Regions from separate parts of the Mus musculus genome. Here region 1 is linked to region 2. Evidence: chromatin contacts called from ENCODE Hi-C or POLR2A ChIA-PET data. All regions are on one chromosome and are shown on one strand. The core of a region is the stretch at or near the end of the contact, and the rest is flanking DNA. Distances in the headings are between cores, read along the strand shown.

Evidence for each region. A loop is a pair of places that touch in the nucleus more often than their neighbours do. ChIA-PET counts read pairs that join two places held with the same protein, here RNA polymerase II (POLR2A).
Region 1: POLR2A ChIA-PET joins it to region 2 with 10 read pairs in Patski. The contact joins the promoter of Alyref here to the promoter of Mrpl12 in region 2. A Hi-C loop is called at or near these places in 2 of 37 maps with a recorded cell type or tissue (adrenal gland and gastrocnemius). POLR2A ChIA-PET finds 5 or more read pairs at or near these places in 4 of 5 experiments (Patski and embryonic stem cell).

What each region holds. Positions count from the first base shown.
Region 1 is chr11:120,596,450-120,602,873 of GRCm38, reverse strand. Alyref (Aly/REF export factor) reads left to right here and starts at 4,509. Exons shown (of 6, transcript NM_011568.1): 1 at 4,509-4,769; 2 at 5,108-5,239. The coding sequence starts at 4,536. Anapc11 (anaphase promoting complex subunit 11) reads right to left here and starts at 4,342. Exons shown (of 3, transcript NM_001038230.2): 1 at 4,004-4,342; 2 at 3,506-3,632. The coding sequence starts at 3,614.
Region 2 is chr11:120,481,012-120,487,044 of GRCm38, reverse strand. Mrpl12 (mitochondrial ribosomal protein L12) reads right to left here and starts at 2,408. Exons shown (of 5, transcript NM_027204.3): 1 at 2,277-2,408; 2 at 1,616-1,802; 3 at 1,303-1,389. The coding sequence starts at 2,353. Hgs (HGF-regulated tyrosine kinase substrate) reads right to left here. Exons shown (of 22, transcript NM_008244.3): 19 at 4,382-4,515; 20 at 4,182-4,301; 21 at 3,944-4,030; 22 at 3,061-3,656. The coding sequence ends at 3,546.

The sequences.
Region 1 (6,424 bases), core at 3,260-5,759, 110 kb before region 2:
GTCCACCCTTTGCCTGAAGGTGAGAGTTGCTATAAATCTTCCTGAAAGTTGTTTATAAAGTTAACAGTATAGTGTCATTGAAGTGACAAGCACTTGTCCTCTGACTCTTAAACTCTTTGTGGTTCATTTTTTGTTTGTTTTGTTTTTTTGAGACAGGGTCTCTTTCTTTGTGGCTTTCTTTGTGGAAAGAGGTATCAAACTTCAGGTAATCGGGTCCTTTTAATAACAACAGCCACTCACAGCACAGAGAGCTGGGATAGAAGGTCCAACAGCAGGTCAGCAAAACAAATGACACATTTCTCACACATTTCTAGGCCCAGATAAAGGGTCTCTGAGCTCAACAGCTTAGTGAAGGTACTATGGTTGGTCCCCACTTTGGAAGGAGCCGCCACACATAAGAGAAACAAAACATCCTTGCTTTAGTTATGGTTACTGCTTAGTTACTGCTGTGAACAGACACCATGACCAAGGGACCAAGGCAACTCTTATAAGAACAACATTTAACTGGGGCTGGCTTACAGGTTCAGAGGTTCAGTCCATTACCATCAAGGTGGGAGCATGGCAGCATCCAGGCAGGCATGGTACAGGAGGAGCAGAGATAGCTCTACATCTTCATCTGAAGGCTGCTAGCAGAATATTGACTTCCAGGCAGCTAGGCTGAGGGTCTCAAAGCCCACACACACAGTGACTCACCCACTCCATCAAGGCCACTCCTACTAATAGTGCCACTCCCTAGGCCAAGCATATTCAAACCATGAGAATTCTTAAGGGTGATTTTGTTTTTTGAAGAGATATGCGCCTTACTATGTAGTTCTAGCTGGAACAGAACTCACTACATATTCCGGGCATGAGAATGCCTTTAATCCCAGCACTCAGAAAGTAGAGGCAGGCAGATCTCTGTGAGGTCAAGGCCAGCCTGGTCTACAGCACAGAGTTCCAGGACAGCCAGGGCTACACAGAGAGACCCTGTCTTGAGAAAAAAAAACAAAAACAAAAACAAAAACAAAACTAAGACATTTGTTTTCCTCAAAATTACTTAGTGTGCTTAGTTACTAATCACAGGTGATACAGATAAAACTTAAAACCAAACAAATTAAGGACTTAAGAAACTCACATCTTGGGGCTGGCGAGATGGCTCAGTGGGTAAGAGCACCCGACTGCTCTTCCGAAGGTCCAGAGTTCAAATCCCAGCAACCACATGGTGGCTCACAACCATCCGTAACAAGATCTGACTCCCTCTTCTGGTGTGTCTGAAGACAGCTACAGTGTACTTACATATAATAATAAATAAATAAATCTTTATAAAAAAAAAAAAAAAAAAAGAAACTCACATCTTGCAAACTTGGCAGTGGTGGCACATGCCTTTAATCCCAGCACTCGGGAGGCAGAGGCAGGTGGATCTCTTGAGTTGGAGGCCAGCCTGGTCTACAGAGTGCGTTCCAGGACAGCCAGGGCTATACAGAGAAACCCTGTCTCGAGAAAAAAAAAACAACAAAAAAACAAAACCCAACAAACAAAAGCCAAGAAACTCACATCTCTTTGATTACATCAAGATGATTGGCTCTTGGCTGATCAAATTTCGTTTTAAGCTAGGCATGGTAATACTGTATAGCCAGACAGTTCGCTACTTTGTAGGCTTTTCTTTCTTCCACCTTTTCAACCCCCTAACTCTAGGTAGGAGAGAAAAAAGGATGGAGGGGAAGGGGGTGTTGTGTGATTATATCGTTCCTGCTGATTGGGGCTATAGTTCACTGGGGCAAGTCTGGTCTTCACAGTCAGGATATCTAATCTTTCCCTCTACTCCTTGTTTCTTCTTTGTACTAGACTACTTGACAAATCCTGACAAACTGAGTAACTGGGCTCTGGCGTTTATGTGTTCTTTGAAGAGTCCCTCAGAAACTATCTGCTGCCATGAAGTATCTGAGAAGCCCCATGTCCCACACCTGGGATCAAAGCAAAACCACATCCTTATACCATTTCTGTGGTTTTAAAGAAAGCAAAAATCTCACTACAGTGCACACCCTTAGTCCCATAGCTCAGGAGTCAAAGGTAGGAAGATCTCGGTGTGACTTTGTGACCAACCTGGTGTACATAGGGACGTTCAGACTAGCTAAGGCTATAATGAGATCCTGTCTCAAAAGGTAAATGTGAGTTTTTTTGTTTGTTTGTATGTTTTTTTTTTTTTCAAGATAGGGTTTCTCTGTATAGCCCTGGCTGTAGACCAGGCTGACCTCAAACTCAGAAATCCGCCTGCCTCTGCCTTCCAAGTGCTGGGATTAAAGGTGTGTGCTGCCACCACCACCACCTGGCGTAAATGTGTTTTCCTCTCAAGGTAATCAAACATTTCTACCTCATGTAACACACCAGAAACATAGGAGCCATACAAACAAAAAAAGGGTAAAACCTTTTGCATTCTGCAAAACACATTATGATCATAAAATTCAAGCCCCTTCAAAACGGAAGTAGAGTAAGAAGAGGCTATTTAGATCAAAGAGGAAGAAAGACCAAGAATACTGAGATGCTGAGTATAGCCCAAACCCCAGTAATTAGACATTAGGGAACAGATGTTGGCCCAGGATGCTACAGAGGTAAGACTTGGCTGAAGTGTGTTTATAGTTTATAAGCATCTATTTAGAGTTTACAATTCTTAGCACAAAAAGCCCAGCAAGCATGACAATATGGCAACCAATGTCTGAACTTCAATTTGCTAATTTGATCTGCTTTATTGTGAGTAGATACAAACTGAAAGTGTTATTCTGAGGGGTTAAGGGAATGATGGATCATCACTATGTAGCCTAGGCAGACCTCAACCTCAAAATCCTCTTGCCTCCCTCTACTAAGTGCTATTATGGTCTGTGCCCCCATGACCTGAATAAAACAAGTGTTTTTGCAACAGAGTCTCACTGTGGAGCCCAGACTGGCCACCAACTCAGAGATCCACTAGTCTCTGCCTCTGCCTCTCAAATGCTAGTATTACAGGTGTTTGCCATCATGCTGGATGGGGTCTTTAGACAAACCTGGGCTTGAAGTATTCTGCTTCTTTTTTCTGTCGACTTTCCCCTCAGATAATAGAAACTAAAACCCACAATTTTTTGTTTTTGTTTTACCTGGTCTTTTATCAAGTCAGGGCTTTTCTTTGTAGCCCTGGTTATCCTGGAACTTGCACTGTTTGGCTTTTTGTTTTTGTTTTGTTTTGTTTTTTGTTTTTTTTTCAAAACAGGGTTTCTCTGTGTAGCCCTGGCTGTCCTGGAACTCCCTCTGTAGATCAGGCTGGCCTTGAACTCAGAGATTCACTTGCCTCTGCCTCCAGAGTGCTGGGATTAAAGGCGTGCAACACCACTGTCCGGTGGGGTTTCGGTTAGGGTTAGGTAACTTGTCCTGTTGACCAGGCTAAACTCAAACTCAGAGATCCTCCAGTCTCTGCCTACCCAGTGCTGGGAAACCTAGGGATTTTTAGGCTGGTGGAGTAGGCTAAAGTTCTGAGAGCGCATAGGAAGACACTTACAGTCTGGACAGCAGCCATTAAACGCCATCCTGCAGATGCCGCAGTTCTCATCATTGGCTACCCAGAGCCAAGTGGCCACACCATTCCAACATTTAATTTTCACCTTCATGACAACAGAGCCTGTGACCTGAGGGAAGAGGATGACCTGGAGTTAGTACGGAATACGAAAGCACCTAAGCTCAAAGTCATGGAGCTGCGGCAAGTGCTGCACTCGTCAAGAACGGCATCTTCCAAAATTCCGTGCGTCCCGACCAAAAAGAAAGAAAAAGGCACGTGTTTGTCTTTAAAGACGGCAAGGAGAGCCTGTGGGATTAATGGCACGAGTTTATTTTGCCACCTTTAAGGATGCCTTTAAAGATCTGCACTCATGTAGTCTGGCACGGTGGCACACGCCTCTAATCCCGGGGCAGAAGCAGATCAGCCAAACAGGAAACGAAAACAAACAAAAAAACAAAAACAAAACCTCCGCATCCACGCAAAACATTGGTTTTCACTAACCAGGGCCTCGCTTTTAAAGATATGGAAAGAGTGACTGTCACTAATCCGCGAAGTTAAAGCAGGGGTGAGGACGCCAGCTCGTCAGGAGACCGAGCCTTCGAGCAAAAACAACCAAGTCGGACCCACGGACCGGCCGGGACCCCCACGATCGCACGGTGAGGAGGGACGCGGGACGCGCACACTGCGCTGCACCCAGGCGACGCCCGAGGATCTTCCGGCCTCCCAGGGAGGCGCCCGCAGGCCCCGCCCCCTGCTCGCCCTCGCACCTCCGCGGCCTAATCACGAGGCGCCCCGCCCTTCCGTTGCCTCCGCGCGGGAATGTATAAAAACGACCGCGCCGCGTCGGGCTCCTCCGAAGTAGCGCCAGCCACCGCGGCGAGCCGTACGCAGGCGCTCTGCGGAATCGCGCGCGCCCAGACCAATCGCCGCTCGCTTCGGGCCCGCGACGCCGGAAGGCAGGGGGAGGCGCCGGAAGTGACGCCGCGGCGTGCTGACGCGCGGGCTCGATCCGAGGCCCGAATCCGCGCCCGCCATGGCCGACAAAATGGACATGTCTTTGGACGACATCATTAAGCTGAACCGGAGCCAGCGAGGAGGCCGCGGCGGGGGCCGGGGTCGCGGCAGGGCCGGCTCCCAGGGCGGCCGCGGCGGCGCAGTGCAGGCCGCCGCGCGGGTGAATCGAGGCGGCGGGCCTATGAGGAACCGGCCCGCCATCGCCCGCGGCGCCGCAGGCGGCGGCAGGAACCGGCCGGCGCCGTACAGCAGAGTGAGTGCGGGGACCTGCGGCGCGGGCCGGGGAGGGTGCGCCCGGGCCGGCCGGGACCGGGTGAGCGTCCCGCGCGGGACCGCGGCCGAGGGGTGGGCGGGGGCGAGGCCGTCCCGAGGCCAGGATCTTCCGGGACGCTTTGTCCGGTCGTGGTCCAGCCTCGTGGCGGCGGGGGCCGCTGCGAGAGAACTTGGGTGTCCGTAGCGGAGCGGCGGGGCTGGGGGACTCTCGGGGCTCCTCGACCTTGGCCGCGGGGCCGACGGGAGAGCGTCGCCGAGGTGTCGCGGGCTCCCGGGACGAGTCTCACGAGTGTCTCTGTGCTTACGGTTTCTCTCCAGCCGAAACAACTTCCCGACAAATGGCAGCACGACCTCTTCGACAGCGGCTTCGGGGGTGGAGCCGGCGTGGAGACCGGCGGGAAGCTGCTGGTGTCCAACCTGGACTTCGGAGTGTCAGATGCTGATATTCAGGTAGGAGACGGGAGCTCTCCGCTTTCCTCGTCCCACGCGGACGTGGGCTCCAGGATCCTTTACAGATTGGAACCTGCCCTCCCCTAGGCTGCCCAGAGCCAGCCACTGTCACCCTGAGAGCCTTGGCCTCAGAAAAAGTAGGGTTTGAGCACGACCCCATAAGCCAGGCTGCAGGAAGATGTCACACACTGTGTGTGTATGTGTGTGTGTGCGCGCGCCCCCCTAAAAATGAGTCCTGTCTGCTGTCCAAACTGTGAGCGCCTGCCCTGTGCCAGAGCTTACAGTTTCTAACCTGCACAGACTGGCCACAACTCCGGTCCCAGCATGACCGAAAGGTGCTTGCTTCTCAGATTTATGCTCGATATGGTGAACTGATAGGAGAAGGAAGTCCAGCATCTCCCAGATGCTGAGAAAGGTGGCTGAGAGTATCTTCCAGCCTGCGTCTCTGTGCTGGATCTTAACTGGCGATCTTTCCTGGGTCTTACCTGGGTCATGGTTCTCCATGCCTTCGAAATATTTTTTTTCTCTTCCCCTCCCTTCTTGGATTTTGTGTCTTTTTAAATTTCTTTATAAACTGGACCTCAGAGGCATTTAGAGTTCTCTGGTTACAAGGCATAATTTTGGGAATTAGCTTTGATATAGCCAGAACTGAGTCAGGTGTGCTGGGCCTTTCTGGGTACCGTTCCCCAGAGCCCAGCTGTTTGACCTCCCCATGGGAGAAAAGAACAAGGCTGGTGAGCACTCACAGTGTCTCAACACTTCTTTTTTTTTTAAGATTTATTTATTTATTTTTATGGATTTGAGTACAGTGTCACTCTCTTCAGAGACACCTGAAGAGGGCATCAGATCCCATTATAGATAGTTGTGAGTCACATTGGTTGCTGGGAATTGAACTCAGGTCCTCTGAAAGAGAGCAGCCAGTGTTCTTAACCCCTGAACCATCTCTCCAGCCTGTCTCAACACTTTTTTTTAAAGGTGGTTTCTGGCATCCACTGGAAACTGCTTTAGCTAGCTGTACTCCCCACTGTGTGCCTGCAGCTGAAGTGCCTTACTCTGTGGGTTCCCTCTCCAACTCCCAGCCAGGACAGGTTCCATGCTGCATTTCACTTCAGACTTGGCAGCAGCAGGCAGTAGGAGGAAAGGGGAAGGTGAGCTAGAACCTGCCTTTGCAGTAGGGGCTGTGTC
Region 2 (6,033 bases), core at 1,159-3,658:
TAGGCAATGAGACCTAGCCTTGCTTTAAAAGTGAAGTCTGGGCTGGAGAAATGGCTCAGAAGCTAAGAGTACACTCTGTTGTTCATAGGAGCCTGAGTTCAGTTCCCAGCACCCATGTCAGGCTGGTAACAACAGCCTTCACCTCCAGCTTAAGGGACCCCACACTCTCTTCTGACCTCGCTAGCTACCCACATACATGTGGCACACACACAAACTAAGCAGCACTTATCTGACATAGGGTTTCACTGCGTTGCCCTGGAAGGCTGAGAATTCAGAGATCTGCCTGCATTTACTTCCCAAGTGCTGAGATTAAAAGTGTATGCTACCTTGCCTGGCCCTCCCTTCAGATTTCTTCCCCCTGGTTTTTCAAGTCAGGGTTTCTTGGTACAGCCTTGGCTGTCCTGGAACTCACTCTATAGACCAGGCTGACCCCGAACTCAGAAATCTGTCTGTCTCTGCCTCCCAAATGTTAGGATGTGTGCCACCACTGCCTGGCTTCTCCCACTCAAAATTTAAATATCCCTTGGAGGGCTGGAGAGATGGCTCAGCGGTTAAAAGCACCGACTGCTCTTCCGAAGGTCGTGAGTTCAAATCCCAGCAACCACATGGTGGCTTACAACCATCCTTAATGAGATCTGACTCCCTCTTCTGGAAATGTCTGAAGACAGCTACAGTGTACTTACATATAATAAATAAATAAATCTTTAAAAAAAAAAATCACTTGGAAACCCTCTGTCAGCCAGAACTCTTTGAGAAACACCTTGCTTTCTCTTCCTCAACACCTTCAAGTTTGATTCAACATTGTCATGTTGTAGAGGCCTTCCTCGAAATTCCAAGTCTCTTCCCTACCTGTCCAAATTGGTGCAGTGCACTTGAGGCAGGCACTCTCCCACAACATCTCTGTGCCCTCCCTACTTTTAATAATACTCAAGACTGCTGCACTGTTTGGCGTACCGTTTCCTCTCTTCAGATCATTTTTCCCACCAGTGTAGCTCAGAGGGCAGAAGGAAAGCTAGCTTACAGAATCGAGGTCCTGATCCCCAGAACCCATGCGGAAGGGGAGAACCCCCAAAAGCTGACCTTTGACCACCCCCTGCTCATGCACACCCACACACATGCACGCACTAGTAAAGATCTCGAATGCCTTCGGCAGAAAATTTCCCAAAGCTATTGCAGGGAGCCCACAGCAGAACACAGGGATTACAGCTACAGACTCAAGGAGGAACAGGGAAATACCTAAGTTATTGAGTCGGGCAGTTAACTGGGCACACAGAACTGGGTCTTCCTGTGGCCTAGGCTCACCTCAGAGGCCGGTGCTGCAGCAGAGACGGGACCAGGCACCATGCCACCCATTGGCATAAGGCCGACATCCTGGATCTTCAATGTTTTCTGTAGGATGAAGGAGAGGTCTCAGTGGCTGCTTATCAAACCCTAAATGGAGGTACAAATGGAGGTACAAGCCTATTTGGCCCTACCACCTAGGAAAGTACATTTGATAATTTACCAAACTCCCAAAACACCCCAGAAGAGACAGGGACCTCTGACCTTTGTTTGGTAAAAATACAACTAGAAGGCAGGGACTTTAGTCCTGGCCTGTGCCGATCTCTCCTAATACCTTCAGGAGTTCGTTGAGGTCTGAGATCTCCAGGAGCGTAAGGCTGGCAATGTCTTGGACCAGCTGCTGGATCTTGGGGGGGTATTCTTTGGGAGCATTATCCAGAGGTGCGCCGGCGAGTGCTTCACTCCTTCGGTGGCTGCTGCTTCTCAACTGCCGCGCTGCACAGACGCTGGGCATCTGTTGCCTACCCCAGGCAAACAGCCGTTAGATCAGAAAAAACGGGAGACTCAAGGGTACAAGATCCATGTGCTCAGTCTGCCACCGCTGAGGCCAGGCTCCACAAGCTGGGGTTAAGGGACCCGAAAAAGCTTTCCTACATTTCCCATAGAGCCTCAGGAGCCCACGACTATGTCTGCAATACTGCCCAGAACGGCAGGCTTCTGGTTGAATGGAATACATCAGCCTGGCGGGTGCACAGTGCTGCACCAAGCCTTCCAAAGCACGGGGCTCGGGCTATGCTGCCGACCACGGCGATGGGTCTCAGCGGCGGGAAGCTGGGGACGAAAGGTACCTGCACCCAAGGTCGCCCAGGCCGAGCCGCCCTCTCCACGCCCCGCAGGCTGGGCCGCGGAAGGTGGCGATGCGCCCGTCACCCCTTCCCTCTGAACCTACTTCCTGCCCGCCGCCCCGGCAATGGCGCTCTAGACCACCGCTTTACCTGGCAAGGCGAAGCGCTGCCCCCCGGAGTCCAAGCCGTGGCCCCCACAGGCAGCGGCTAGCCGCCACCGGCAGCATAGCTCCGCAAGCGGGAAGGTCACACGCGGCTCTAAGCGGAAGCGACGCTCTATCCGGGAGGAGGCGAGCTGTCCGGGCCGCTCTAGCCCGGGTTGGCTCCTGGTATTACGCACTAGGCGGTGCGACGCGCAGGCGCGGAGACAATACTGGGTTGGCGCTTTCTCCATCAGTCGTGTTCCGCACGCCTTTGTCTCGCCAGGGGAATAAGTAGGCGCCCCCACCCCTTTACCTACGGAACTCATAGCCCCTTGAATTCAACTCAGTGGTCCAAGAGGTTAGCAACCTCAGGAGCCCAGTACTCTAAACCTAGGAGAAGGAAGGGCCTGGAGTCCTCCCAAGAGCTCACTAGGCGGAACCGCCTCCTTTGAGTGCACACTAAGGCGGGCGCTTAGCGGGGAGGGAAAGAGCAAAACTTGAGACCTCACAGAAGTCAGGTTGAACCGTATATTTCAGGGTGAGCTATTGAGAGCTAAAACCTTAAGCAGTGGGTAATCCTGAGGGCAGTTGGGCTGCAAAAGCCCGCGTTTGCACCCTTCCTCACCCGCCTGGTGATGTATCCTGCACCAGATGAGTCTGCAGAATCCCCACCAGGAAGGAGACTGTTGGCAAGTCCACGGTTTCTCAGCCAGTACCCAGCACACTCCACAACAGATGCAGACTATTAAATTGTTGGTCCAACCCAGCCTGCTGCCCGAACAATCAATCATGAGAGTTTTGAAATACATTTTATTTTCACTGCTCTGCACTGAGAGATGACATCCAAGGAGAAGGGGAGACAGAGATACCTAAAGCTTCTACCCTTGCTGTGCAGGAGCCACATGGTTCTTCTGGGTACCAGGGCCAGGCCTGGACACCACACAGTTAGTTCACATCAGACTCCGGGCCAGGCTAAGCATCCCCACAGCATTCACCTGTGGCACCCAACACAGCCGGGCACTCTCCAGAGAAGGTTCTACTTGCCCTGCAGAGCCCCAGTCCCGGGGAGGTCAGACGGCATCAGGACTGAAGCAGGGAACCAGTGATAGGAGCCAGACCACCGAGGACAGGGAAGAGGGCCAAGGGGGAAGGCCCACCCCTTGCTCACAGAAGGGACACTACAGGGCAGTAATAGGGGAGGAATGGCTAGTTAGACATATAAGTGGTTTCTGGTGAACTGTAGTGTTACTCTGCATGGTGAGCGCCAGACTCAAGGTCAGTCAAAGGAGATGAGCTGGGCCTCACTGCCCTGTGCTGGCGGTCCCTGTGTAGGCGCTGGCTGGGCCACAGGGGGTTGCTGCTGGGGAGGGCCGGTGCTGGGGGCCATCTGGAGAGAAAGAGCAGATAGGCTCATCACCCCCCTTCACAAACAAAACCTTCGGCTTAGAACAAGCTTCACCTTAGCACATAGTAGATCAGGTTGTTACCAATATGGCAATGGCACGTGTGATCTCTTGTAAACTTGTCTCCTGTGCAATATGGACGCATGTGTACATACGTGCACTTAATGGCATGTCATGATTCTGTCTGCTGAGCAAAGCCCCTGATGCACCCAGTGCAAGGGATCAAAGGAAGCTCAGAAGTCCAAGGGCAGGCCGCTGGGAGACGGCTCACCTGCTGGTACAGGGGCTGCTGCCCTGGGATGTAGGGCTGCTGGGCTGGCAGAGACGCATCCTGCCCGGGAAGGGCGGTCATGAGATTCTGTGGGAAGTAAGATGGAGCCCGACACTGAGTTATCTGTGACCAGACACAAACAGACCCTCCTGGCTGGAAGAAAGCAGAAGCGAGAGCAAGGAGGAGAGGGCCTGCCTGGGATAGCCCTCTGTGCCTAGCAAAGACTAGGTCTCTTTACCTGCATATTGTACGGCTGGTAGCCCATGGACATTGGCTGGCTCCCCATGTAGCCTATGTTGCTGGTCTGTGGAGGCTGTGAGATGGCTGGGAGGCTCTGTGGGGCCTGAGAAGCCACGCTCTATGGAAGGAAGGCAGTGAGGTGAGGGAAAAGATGAGGAACAGGCAACGGCTGGGTGTAGATGCTGGGTGCCCACATACCTGGTAGCCTGGGGTTGGTGTGGGCTGGTAGGAGGAGTAGGCAGGACTGGTGGTGGGCCCGGCCTGGGCCTGAGGGGCTGCCTGTGCCCCAGGGGCACCTGTTGGGTACATGTAGGCGCTGACCATGCTGGGATCTGTGACAACAAAGGTGAGCTGGCTCAGCACAGAAATGAGATTAGAAAAGAACACCCTCGCCTGGGTTTCTCCTTTTGTTGTGACTTTCAAAGCCAGGGATATGTTTCACATCCTCGTAAAAGAAAAGTAAAGCCAACATGTGTGGGGGTGGGTGGGGTGGGGTGGGGTGGGATGAGGTCCTATGGGAGGGGGAAGCAAAAAAAAAAAAAAAAAAAAAAAAAAGAACCAAGTTCTTTTTGTTTTCATAGTGCAAGGGGCTGAGCCCAGGGTCTTATCCACATTGGGCAAGCACTCTCTACCTGAGCTACAGCCCCACCCTTCAAACTGTCTTGGAACAAGTGGTAGTCAGACTGAAGGAGTTAGGGAGAGCTGACACTGATAATTTCTGAAGCCCATACTTGGAGTTTCAAAACTGAGACCACAGCAACAAAGACAAACAGTCCTGACTTACAGCAGCCCAGGCTAACACTTCAGAAAAGACCACTATGATAGAAATGAAGACACACACTAGGGATAGTGCAGGCCATCCAAGCTGTCAGAATGGGAAACATTAGGGGGAACCTAGTTTGCTTCTCACACACACACACACACACACACACACACACACACACACATACACACACACGGTCCTCAGTAACCTACAGACTGTAAATTCACCCTAAGAACCTAAGCCTTAACCGTCTGTTAGGCCTTGGAGTCCTCCTGCCTCAACTTCTCAAGTGTTGGGATTGTAGGATGCACACCACCATATACTGTCTGAGATTTTGCCTTCTAATGACTGACTATCCATCCCCACAGAGAGGACGTGGGATCCCAGAGAACCAAAGAACAGACAAAGCAGGTAGAGTGCCAAACTGACCTTATCAAAAGGTGACAGGCCAGTTAAGGTGACACAAGCAATCAGCACTCACGTGGATTACACCGATAATGTATTAAAATCAACTGTGACAGGGACAGAGATGGCTCAGGAGTTATAACAGCTGAGTTCTCTTATTCAGACTCAAGTTCAGATCTCAGTTCCCATGTCAGGTGGCTCAGGCTCCTATAACTATAGTTCCAAGAGATACAACCATCTCTTCTGGCCCCTGAAAGCACCTATACCCACACACATTACTAAAAAAAAAAAAAAAAAAACCTGTCCGAGAATGCTATCGCACACCTTTAATTCCAGCATACAGGAGGCAGAAGCAGGTGGATCTCTATGAGTTTCTGGTTAGCCAGGGTTACATAGTGAGATCCTGTCTCACAAAATAAACAAATCAATCTTTAAACAAAAAAACCCTCAGGGGCTAGAGAAATATCTCAGTAGTTAACAGCATTTTTTGCTCTTTTAGAGGATGCAGACTTGATCCCCAGAACCTATGATGTGAACCTATGTTGTGGTTCACAATCATCTTGAAACTCCAAGTTTCAAGGCATCCAAAGCCTCTTCTGGCCTCTGCGGGCAAAGCCCAGCTCACCTGTGGTGCACAGATACACATAAGGAAAATATATAAAATAAAGTTGCTGGGAGAATG